2 separate regions of the Homo sapiens genome follow, and region 1 is linked to region 2. Evidence: read pairs that join two places in POLR2A ChIA-PET (ENCODE). Cell type or tissue: PC-3. All regions are shown on one strand. Each heading gives the region's core, and the rest is flanking DNA. Links, peaks and the distances in the headings are about the cores only.

Region 1 (5,374 bases), core at 314-5,313, 280 kb after region 2:
AGGTTAGATGCTTTTTGTTTTTCAGCCTTGGTCCAGTGAAAACAGCTGGAGTAAAAGGAAGTGGGCTCTGTTAGGCTCCTTGGTGACATGACAACAGGATTCTTGTTGTCTTTGTGAAAATAAATGTCTAGCATTTAGTTACTCGTCTTCCTATTTTATGGCATTTAAACCCATAGAAAAGTGGAGACTGGATGAGTGGAAGATTTAAACAACGTTTCTTGAACAACGTTTTAACATTGATACTTTGGAAGCCAAACAAGACCAGGCTTCGTGGCTTATGCCTGTAATCCCAGCACTTTGGGAGGCCGAGGTGGGAGGATGGCTTGAGCCCAAGAGTTTAAGACCAACCTGGGCAATATGGTGAGGCCTAGTATCTCTGCTACCACAGACACAAAATTAGCTGAGTGTGGTGGCCGGAACCTGTAGTCCCAGCTACTCAGGAGGCTGAGGTAGGAGCTCAGCACTGCACTACAGTCTGGGCAACAAAGTGGGACCGTGTCTCAAAACAACAACTATGATAATCCCCCCAAACTCTGTATCTCACCATCCATTTTTTTTTTCTGTCAGGCCTTGCTGATATACAGACACCATTGATGATTCAATCTTTCAGTTTTTAAATTCATTATCAAAAATATTTTCTGATGTAAGAGTGTGTTTGGGGAGTGGGGTTGCTTTTAAAAATTTCTGCTTGAACTCATGGGCACAGAATTCATCACTTGGGGTCATCTGACCAAAAAAGACCAGAAGGGGAGGCTTTTGATTGTTTCATTTTTTTCTTAACCTTTTATTTTTTAAAACTTCAAGCTTACAGAAAAGCTGAAAGTACAATATGGCAAACACAATTCACTAAGATTTCTTTCTTTCTTTTTCTTTTTTTTTTTTTGTAATTTTTGGTACAGACAGGATTTCACCCTGCTGCCCGGACTGGTTTCAAACTCCTAAGCTCAAAGCAATCCACCTGCCTCAGCCTCCCAAAGTGCTGGGATTACAAGCTTGAGCCACTGTATCCAGCCCGCATTTGCTTTCTTTTCTCGCTCATAAAGTTAGCTTGCAACACATTAATGCATGCACCCCAGTTTTCTTTCTCTTCACTCCCTCTTTTCCTTCCTCGCAATTTTTATTTTGTGTTGCTCTTGTTGCCCAGGCTGGGGTGCAATGGCGTGATCTCGGCTCACTGCAACCTCCGTCTCCTGGGTTAAAGCGAGTCTCCTGCCTTAGCCTCCCGAGTAGCTGGGATTACAGGCAAGCGCCACCACGCCTGGCTAATTTTGTATTTTTAGTAGAGACAGGATTTCACCATGTTGGCCAGGTTGGTCTCGAACTTCTGACCTCAGGTAATCCACCCGCCTCAGCCTCCCAAAGTCCTGGGATTACAGGCAAGCGCCACCACGCCTGGCTAATTTTGTATTTTTAGTAGAGACAGGATTTCACCATGTTGGCCAGGTTGGTCTCGAACTTCTGACCTCAGGTAATCCACCCGCCTCAGCCTCCCAAAGTCCTGGGATTACAGGCGTCTGAGCCACTGCGCCCGGCTTCCTCATAATTTTTTTTTTTTTTTTTTTTTTTGAGACAAAGTTTCACTCTTGATGCCCAGGCTGGAGTGCAATGGCGCAATCTCCGCTCACTGCAACCTCCGCCTCCCGGGTTCAAACGATTCTCCTGCCTCAGCCTCCCGAGTAGCTGGGACTACAGGCGCCCGCCACCACGCCGGCTACTTTTTGTATTTTTAGTAGAGACGGGGTTTCACTATGTTGGCCAGAATGATCTCGATCTCTTGACCTCGTGATCCACCCGCCTCGGCCTCGCAAAGTGCTGGGATTACAGGCATTAGCCACCGCGCCCGGGACCTCGTAATTTTTAAAGGTTAAAGGCCCTGAGTTTCTCTTAGTCTCCCACTAGTGAGTTGAGCTCAGATCCTGCTGAGCACCAAGTACCTCTAGGCTGAGTGATTTTCACTCGTCTGTAATATTTGTTTTAACAGTTTGGCCTACAATTCACACGACATGAAAAAAGGTACAGTGGGCCCAGGATCTCCTAGTGTTACTCGCATGACGTCTTTTATGTTCCTTAAGGAAAAGTTCCTGGTTGTTTTTGGCAAAGACGTAGCTGGGTCTCTACTTTTCTAATGTTCACAATTTCGGAAATCACTGCAACTACAAGGAGGTGAGCTTCCTCTCTGTCTCACCCTCTTCTCTCCGGACATTGGTCTCTGGTCTTGGGGACTGTAATCACGTGTACACGATGCTCCCTAGGCTCTGAGAGCCGGGCTGGAGAATTCTTTCACAATGTTTTCTACTGCAGGAAAGAAGTACCGGGAAGAAGCCCCAACATAGGAAAGGCCCAGTATGCAAGAATCTCAGAATCTAGGCAGTGAAAAATAATATGAAAAAGAATAAGTGGAAATAAACTTTTAGTTAGAATAATGTAATTTTTTTTTTTTTTTTGAGGAAGGCTCTGGCCCTGTCATCAAGTTGGAGTGCAGTGGCACGATCACGGCTCGCTGCAACCTCCGCCTACCAGGCTCAAGCGATCCGGCCTCTCGGGTAGATGGGACTACAGGCAAGCGCCACCACGCCCGGCTAATTTTTTTGTGCTTTTGATAGAGCCCGGGTTTGCCACTTTGCCCAGGCTGGTCTCGAACTAGGAGCTCCAGCAATCTGGCCACTTTGGCTTCAGTGTTTAGCAGTTACAGGCACGAACCGCAGCACTTAGTAGAATCATATAGCTGCAACCGGGAAGGGTTAGCAGCTTCCCTGGTGGTCTAGTGGTTAGGATTCGGCGCTCTCACCGCCGCGGCCCGGGTTCGATTCCCGGTCAGGGAAAGAGTAACATCTTCTTTTACTGCTTTCTCTCAGGATCTTTTAAATAAACGTTATCTGCTAGTCAATCTTCCCCATCCCACTGAAAACTGAAATACAGAAAATGTAGAAAAACACAAATAAAGAAATCGCTCACCATTCTATCACCCGAAGACCACTCAATATCTAGGTTTTGAAACAAAGTGGAAGTATGCTATAATACTATTTTATCACCAGCTGTTTTTGTTGTTGTTGAGACGGAGTTTCGCTGTCGTTGCCCCAGGCTGGAGTGCAGTGGCGCGATCTCGGCTCACTGCAACCTCCGCCTCCCGGGTTCAAGCGATTCTCCTGCCTCAGCCTCCCAAGTAGCTGGGATTACAGGCCTGCGCTACCACGCCCGGCTAATTTTGTATTTGTAGTAGAGACGGGGTTCACCATATTGGTGAGGCCGGTCTCGAACTCCTGACCTCAGGTGATCCACCCGCCTCTGCCTTACCAAAGTGACGGGATTATAGGCGTGAGCTACCATGCTCGGCCAACACCAGCTATTTTTAAGGTTAACAATGTATTTCTAACACTTTGCAGTGGAAATAAATATCCTTCAGTAACGTATTTTCTTTCAATTTAATTACTGGATTTTCGAAAAGGTAATATATTTACATGGTTTAGGATTCAAATATACAAAAGGGCAGAACTGATAAACCTTTCACCTCTACCATTTATTTTCTCTCTAATGAAGTAACCGCTGTTAAGTTTCTTCATGATGTTAGAGATGTTTTATGCAAATGCAAGTACATGCATATATACATACGTATATATATTTAAACATTCTCTCCCCCTTGTACAAATGGAAGTAATCTATACACACTTTCTGCACTTTGCCTTTTCCATTTAACAGTATATTTTGGAAGTACTTACAGATTAGACATGAAGAACTTCCTCATTCTTTCTTCTGGCACATAGCATTCCGTTGTATGGATTTTCCATAATTAGTTTAGCCAGCTTCCTATTATAGACACTTAGGTTATTTCTAGCCCTTTGCTCTTTGGAAAAAAAAATGCTGTCATATACGGTCTTGTACATATGTAATTTTGCGCATGTGTGGAATAAATGTCCAGGAAACTAGAATTGACTTTTCTTAAAGCTGTGAAACAAGATACTACTACAGAATTTTTAATAGGAGAAATTCCAGAGAGCTTCCTTTTAATTTTCCTCTTGTAGGTTTTTCCTGCAGTCTAAATTGCTTAGCCTAGAAATAAACGGGAAGACAAACCTGATTATTTAGTTCTGATACTCTAAAGGAATCAAGCGTATTTCAGATGCGTTGGTGGTATAGTGGTGAGCATAGCTGCCTTCCAAGCAGTTGACCCGGGTTCGATTCCCGGCCAACGCAGTGTCAGTTTTTCTCTTCAGCTTTTTAGACTGAGTAGGCCTGGAAACCGAGCAAAGTAGGGAACACAGGAAAAGAGTTTTGACCACTTTTGTGTCCTAGGTCTGCACCAGTATGGTCTGTCCCTCCCACAGTAAACATCTGTATTTTGGTAACTGCACGTGCGCGCCTAGCCCGTCTGATGGGTTCGGCCGCTGGCGTCCAAACAATAACTCTCCTAGGGGTCTAGGGAAGTTAACAATAACTCTCCTAGGGGTCTAAGGAAGTGTCTGAAATAGAGGCTGGTTGGATTTGTTTTTCTGAATCGGCAGAGGTGGCTCTGATATATTTATGAGTCAAGATGAGGAAGTCAGCACAAGCTCCCACAATGCCAGAGAGTACACAGCGCTTCTTGTACCTGTGAGGGAAGCAAGAAATTAAGACGGGGCTCTCATCCCCTCCCCAGCTCACTAGCTCCGTTTTTCTTCCGGTTCCACCATTCTGGGAAGAGAAACCTCAATTCCGTGGTACAGGCTGCAGATGTAATTTGAAAAATCCTTCGAGGCTGCCCCTCTCATCCCTGGGCGAAGCAGCTTGATTCCTTGGAGGGGGAAGAGGGAAATGGAGGCAGAGAGGTGAGAGGAGAGAGGCGAGAGGCGGCGTGGTCCCGGGTTGCAGCTGACGCTTTCTGCCCTCTAGTCAGGACCTTGGCCCGCCGCCGCCCAGCGGAGCGGGTGGTGCTATCGCTGGCATCGAGGGATTTAGAGTCTAAGAAACTGATTCAGGTGTCGGAGCTTCAAGGTTGCAGAGTGAAAAAGTTTGGAATTGATTGATGCGGACGTCAGGGACTGGCCAAATAAAAGTAGCACGAAATAGCCATTCCTATTTCAAGAGGCATTAAATCCAGCTGTAGCGCGCCGCCTGGTTAGTGGCTCGCCGTGATCGTATAGTGGTTAGTACTCTGCGTTGTGGCCGCAGCAACCTCGGTTCGAATCCGAGTCACGGCAGGTGGTTCTAACTTGCTGGGGTGGCGGTTTTTTTTTTTTTTAATTAACACTTTTAAAAGAGTGACACATGCTTGTAATTCTGCCTTCGCTTAAGGCATCCCCGCGGAAGTGCAGTCCACAGATTCGGTGAATAACAATAGCTCCAGGCCGACGTGGTGGCTCGCGCCATTACGTAATCCCAGCAGCTTTGGGAAGTCTCG
Region 2 (5,374 bases), core at 272-5,271:
ACCAAATCAAGAGACAGAAAGCCCTCTTCTCTGAGAAGAAACAGTCATGAACTATACTGGGAGCTCCAAGCAGCAAGTTTTGAGTTTCCCAAATTTGGCTAATACTGTCAGCTAGTCTATACGCCTAGTGGCTGGGATATGCTCCATGAACTAACAGCAGATAAGGCATTTGGAGCAGTACTACTACTTAATAGATTCACTCCTTACTCTCCATTCCTATCACCTTAGCCCTAATTCTTTTACTTCTCATGCCTAGTCTGCTGCAACAGCCTCCCAGCTAGTATCCCAAATTCCACGGTCTTAACCCTCCAAATATATCCTATACTTTGCTACAACTTAGTTTTCCCTCAAACCAGCTCCACAGCAATCCCCAGCTCCTCTTCACTTGGATTCTCAGCTGGCACCTCAAAAATCAACAAATTAAAAAATGTAAAACATCACCTCATCTCCTTACCCAAACCAGGGTCCATTCACTATTTCCCTGTCCCTTAAGATGGCAGCACCATGTTTATAGTTACAAAGCTGTGAAATCTCAGAATTCTCTTTGACTCTTTCCCCTTCTTCATCCCATTATGCAATGAGTGAGGAAAGCATTTCTCCAAAATGATCTTCTGAATCCTTTCCTTTCTGTTAGCATTGTCACCATCAACTGAACCTCATCTGGACTGCTGCAACACTCTAAAATCCCTGTTTCTGCTCTCTCTCACTTCCAATGTTTCACACACTGCCCCTAGACTAATCTTCCCTAAAGACCACTTTACCTGACTCACACACCACGTATATTAGTTCATACTTTTCCTTAAATAGAATGACCTAAGATAGCCCACCTTGTCTTTAAAATCTCTAACTCTAAACCCGAACTGATGGGAACAGAAACTCCCAGACCAAAATGCTGTCCCTTGTCACTAAATTCCTCCAGTGCTTACAAATAAAATAGTATCTATGACTAAGATACCTAACTGTACCTGACACAAAGTAGATTTGAAACAAACTCCCAGCCTATTTTTTTCTTCTCCTTTCCCCAATGTCAGTATCATGTGTCCAACACAGTTTTTAATCATTTGATCAGTTTTTCTTCAACTTGTTACAATCAATTCTTATCTATCTTTGTACCTCTTTATTCCCAATGGCACCTAAAAAAGAGACATAATTGCTCAGGAAATACCAACTGACTAACCTAATAAAGGGGTAGGAACTTTCCAGATTTGGCACCCAGATAGGAATTTTAGAGGGCTATAGCTTCACTTAAAGGTCCTTAATATAGGAAGGTATTGGGATTTTTTTTCTTATTTTTTTGTCTTTTTATTTTGTTCACTTTTTAAACTTTTCACCTGTCAGAAGATACCGGGATTTTGAACCGAGATCAGAAGATGACAGAATAAGTATAAAAATGAACCTACCAACTTGTTCCTGAGTTACTGTCACTGTTGGAAGAGATGTGATCTTTTCCTTGTCAGCTGGGGGAGGGCCTGTGTTTTCCAGTTGTCCTAAAAGCTACAAAAAAAGAGAAAGAAAAAGACGAAGTGGCAGACATCGCAATATCCCTGGAGAGGGAACTGCTCCAGCTGAGAACAAACAGTGCAGACATTAGGTATGTTAGTTACTCTTACTTCTGCAAGGCTCTGAGAGGCTTGGGTTTCCCCTTTCCTGCTGCCAGAACACTCATAATTGCTTTACAATTTCAGAGTGACGTTCGTATAAGCCTACAGACAAACCCATGATTGCAAGGCCCACCTCTAGGCATAAAGCAACTTCAGAGGCAGCAAAAGGGTTGTGGTGTCACGAGTAAAACTATAGCTTAATAAAAAGTAAAATGTAACTGGTCCAAAAGCTTCATCTTCTGGAAGAAGAAAAAAGCGAGAGTATGAAAAGTAGCATAACGTGAGCCAAGAAATAGGTAAATTACTGCCTATAAGACGACTGAATATAAAGGACATGCTTTCTAGTCTCAGAAATCCACAACGGAAATGAAAAACCAATCAAATTAAAATGAACATAAACAAGTGGAAGCAATTATACATGGCATGGGAATACTTTTTTCTCTGCTTCCTTCCCCTACTTTGCTCCATCTAGCAGAAATCCCTGCTTCAACATGTGAGGAAACCCTCCTTTTTTTGTGAAATATTTGTTAATAGAATCCTTATAGAACTGAGCAAGAGAGACAAAAATACAAAATACTATTTGTTATAGAAGTCTTTTCTTCCTATGGAGGTGAAACCATCTTCTAGAAATTCCCTCAGACCTAGGAAGTGCATGGATGCTGAGCTAACCCCATAAATCATTCATCCCTTTAGTAAAATGGAAACCCCAAAGCTCAAAATATTAGAGAAAGCAGAGTGACTGCCATTTCAGAAAGTAGCAGAAGGAAAGCAGGAAGCCTGTGGAACCATGAGACACACTGAACAGACACCCTCAAAAGGCAGCTCCTCACCTGGGTTACAATGGCATCAAGCCCTGTCTGACCCCAGGCATAGTCCCCAGGGTTGGAGTGCAGCATCCCGCTCCTATACGTGAGATGAGATAGACAGCATTAGATGGAGTGACCAGGCTCTGCCTTACACCACAGAAAAAAATTGGCAGAGGGATCCTGTTCTCTCTCAGAGCTGGAAAGTCACTAGTCCTCCAGGATCAAGAGGCAAAGAATTCTGTACATTTTCAAGATCAAACAGACTATCCAGAGATAGTACCTCATTCTCTAAGAATTTTACTTAACTAGAACATAAAATGTGAAGCTACCTAAAGTACCACATGACACGCCAGAACAAAAAGAGTGACTCATTGCCTGTTGGTTTCAAAAATTTGTGTTTTCTGTGCCCACTGATATTAAACACAGATGGAGCTGCTTTTTAAGGAGAGTTTTCCCTTCATGACTGGTCAAAATCTACAGCAAACATCCCTCATTATAAGAGGCCGCCCACAGTTCTGGACAATGAGGAGCTTTCAAGTAGAGAAGCAGCCATAGCAGTCTCTCTGAATCACAACTTAGAGCAATTATAAAAGGGACTTGGCAACACCGTTTTTTTTTATTTTCCCTCAGAGCTGCTGGTACACTACCAGCAGAGGTCCAGACTACTGGATGACAGAGGTCCTAAAAGGACTGAGGTTCCTTTGAGCAAAGAAACCTTCTGGGCCACAGTTAGAAGCAGCAAATAATTTCTCAGACAAGAAGAAATTCCATCTTTAATCCCATCATACATAAGTGTCACTCTGATACTGAATTACAGCCTATTGTTTCTTCTGACAAATCCTCTTACTTTGAAAAAAATGAAGTTCAGCATAATGTTTTCAATTTCAGAAATTCTTAAGGAGTAAAATATTCCTGTGTAGTCTACTGGGGAAACCCACAAATCAGATACCAAGCCTGGCAGGGACCATCTCATTCTCTACCTCAATACAACTCTCAGACCTGAATATAAAAGGAATCAAGACATTTCTAGCACCCAAACATCCTGGGGGACCAGGACGGCCTTCCTGAGCCTGAATAATAATAAAAAAAAAAGTTCTGATTAAGTTTGGGCTTAGCAGATAATGGCAGTGTAGCAGCCTCCAGTTACATCTACATACTCACCTATGCAGCTCTTTTTTTTTTTTTTTTTTTTTGAGACAGGGTCTCTTTCTGTCGCCCAAGCTGGAGTACAGTGGCGCGATCTCGGCTCACTGCAACCTCCACCTCCCGGGTTCAAGTGATTCTCCTGCCTCAGCCTCCGAGTAGCTGGGACTACAGAAGCATGCCACCACGCCTGGCTAATTTTTTATATTTTTAGTAGAGACGGGGTTTCACCATGTTAGCCAGGATGGCCTCGATCTCCTGACCTCGTGATCCGCCAGCCTCGGCCTCCCAAAGTGCTGGGATTAGAGGCATGAGCCACCGCACCCGGCCTATGCAGCTCTTTTTCTCTACTGCACAGAAATGACAGCACCTAAAATATGTCACTCCAATAGAGTAAGATAGAAAACAATTAGTTACTTACCAGGAAAAAGGGTGTGGAGATCCAGGAATGGCAGAATTTGCAAAGAATCCTGCAAAGATGTGTTGTAGTATTCTGTTACAGAAGAAAAAATTAGATAAGACAACAGACTAATGAAAAGTACTCTACAGATATCCATGGCTGCCTAATCACCAACTAATTCCCTAAACCAAAATGGCTTTTCATTGGCTAGTACACAAGAGACAGCATCAGAAATCAGCCTGCCACACAGCGGTGTGCTATTTTGCTATTATGGCTATCTTCCTGAGCTCTGCTATCTTACAGATTAATAGATTTTTGTGAATTAAGCTGGAAAGGGATCTGATGGTATGGTATAGTTTTTCAAACTATGTTCCCTGAATATCTGACATCAACATAAGGAAGGGTTAAAAGGGATGCCGAGCCAGTGGAACTCTGGACCCACCTCCCTTTAACAAGGGTAGTTCCATTTTTGTATGTTGTACACATTGGGTTTCTGAATAAGATATCATTTAAAGAGTCCTTTAAAAAAAAGTTTAAGCAATAATTCTATGTTAAGGTTGTTTCAGATGATTATAACACAAACACATATAAACACACACATGCTTAGCATTTGTCACTCTGAATACTTAAGATGGCACAGGTACACAGTTCTTTACACGAATGAGTCTTTGTTACCCAAAGAGATACTGGAGTGATGCCTCAGCAAAAGAAAAACCTGAAGAAATTGTTTCACTGGATCTTCTGTGTTCTGGATGATATGCAATTTTTTTTCTTTTTTGAGACAGAGTCTCGCTCTGCCGCCCAGGCTGGAGTGCAGTGGAGCGATCTCGGCTCACTGCAACCTCTGCCTCCCAGGTTCAGGCAATTCTCCTGCCTTAGCCTCCCGAGTAGCTGGGATTATAGGCACCTGCCACCACACCCGGCTAATTTTTTGTATACTTAGTAGATTTAGTAGAGATGGGGTTTCACCATGTTGACAAAGCTGATCTTGACCTCCTGACCTCAGCCTCCCAAAGTGCTGGGATTACAGGTGTGAGCCACCACGCCCAGCAATGATATGCAATTTTAAGTCCCTGGTTCCCACTTTACTTATTAGGCCAATTAATATAACAATGGCAATAGCCAACATTAGACTTTCCCTGCTACTAAAGTTCAACAGCAGCTAACTACACTATTCCGTTTGTTTGCTTGCTTTTTTGTATTATTTTTCATTATTTATTTTTAACTGACAAAAATTGCATATATTATGGTATATAACATATTTTGAAATATGTATGCATTGTGGAATGACTACATCAAACTATCAACATATGCATTACCTCACAAACTTATTTGCAACAATAACCCTTAAAATCTACTCTCTCAGCAATTTTCAGATGTACAAAACACTGGTTGTTTTTTTTTTTTCTTTTTTTGAGATGAAG

The links. ChIA-PET counts read pairs that join two places held together with the same protein. Peaks named below come from ENCODE experiments on the same cell type or tissue, not always from the same donor. Only the 100,000 strongest peaks of a DNase experiment are listed, where the experiment ranks them.
Region 1: POLR2A ChIA-PET joins it to region 2 with 11 read pairs; 3 of 35 experiments call an interaction of 5 or more read pairs at or near these places.

Annotation. Positions count from the first base shown.
Region 1 is chr1:146,032,942-146,038,315 of GRCh38, forward strand. TRE-CTC1-1 (tRNA-Glu (anticodon CTC) 1-1) reads left to right here and starts at 2,751; the gene lies at 2,751-2,822. It overlaps TRG-TCC2-1 (tRNA-Gly (anticodon TCC) 2-1), which reads left to right and starts at 4,120; the gene lies at 4,120-4,191. It overlaps TRH-GTG1-1 (tRNA-His (anticodon GTG) 1-1), which reads left to right and starts at 5,103; the gene lies at 5,103-5,174. RefSeq lists silencers at 2,633-2,872, 4,091-4,280, 5,021-5,220 and an enhancer at 4,521-4,570. In PC-3, for the core only: no CTCF peak of the experiment used is centred there; DNase peaks (open chromatin) are centred at 2,740, 4,180, 4,550, 5,120 and 1 weaker place; H3K4me3 peaks cover 3,358 bases; H3K27ac peaks cover 812 bases.
Region 2 is chr1:145,749,007-145,754,380 of GRCh38, forward strand. RNF115 (ring finger protein 115) reads right to left here. Exons shown (of 9, transcript NM_014455.4): 5 at 3,972-4,043; 6 at 2,432-2,504; 7 at 1,401-1,494. Among named protein-coding and RNA genes, the nearest start is that of CD160, 32 kb to the left of the region's middle. In PC-3, for the core only: a CTCF peak has its summit at 3,025; a DNase peak (open chromatin) is centred at 2,825; H3K27ac peaks cover 1,171 bases.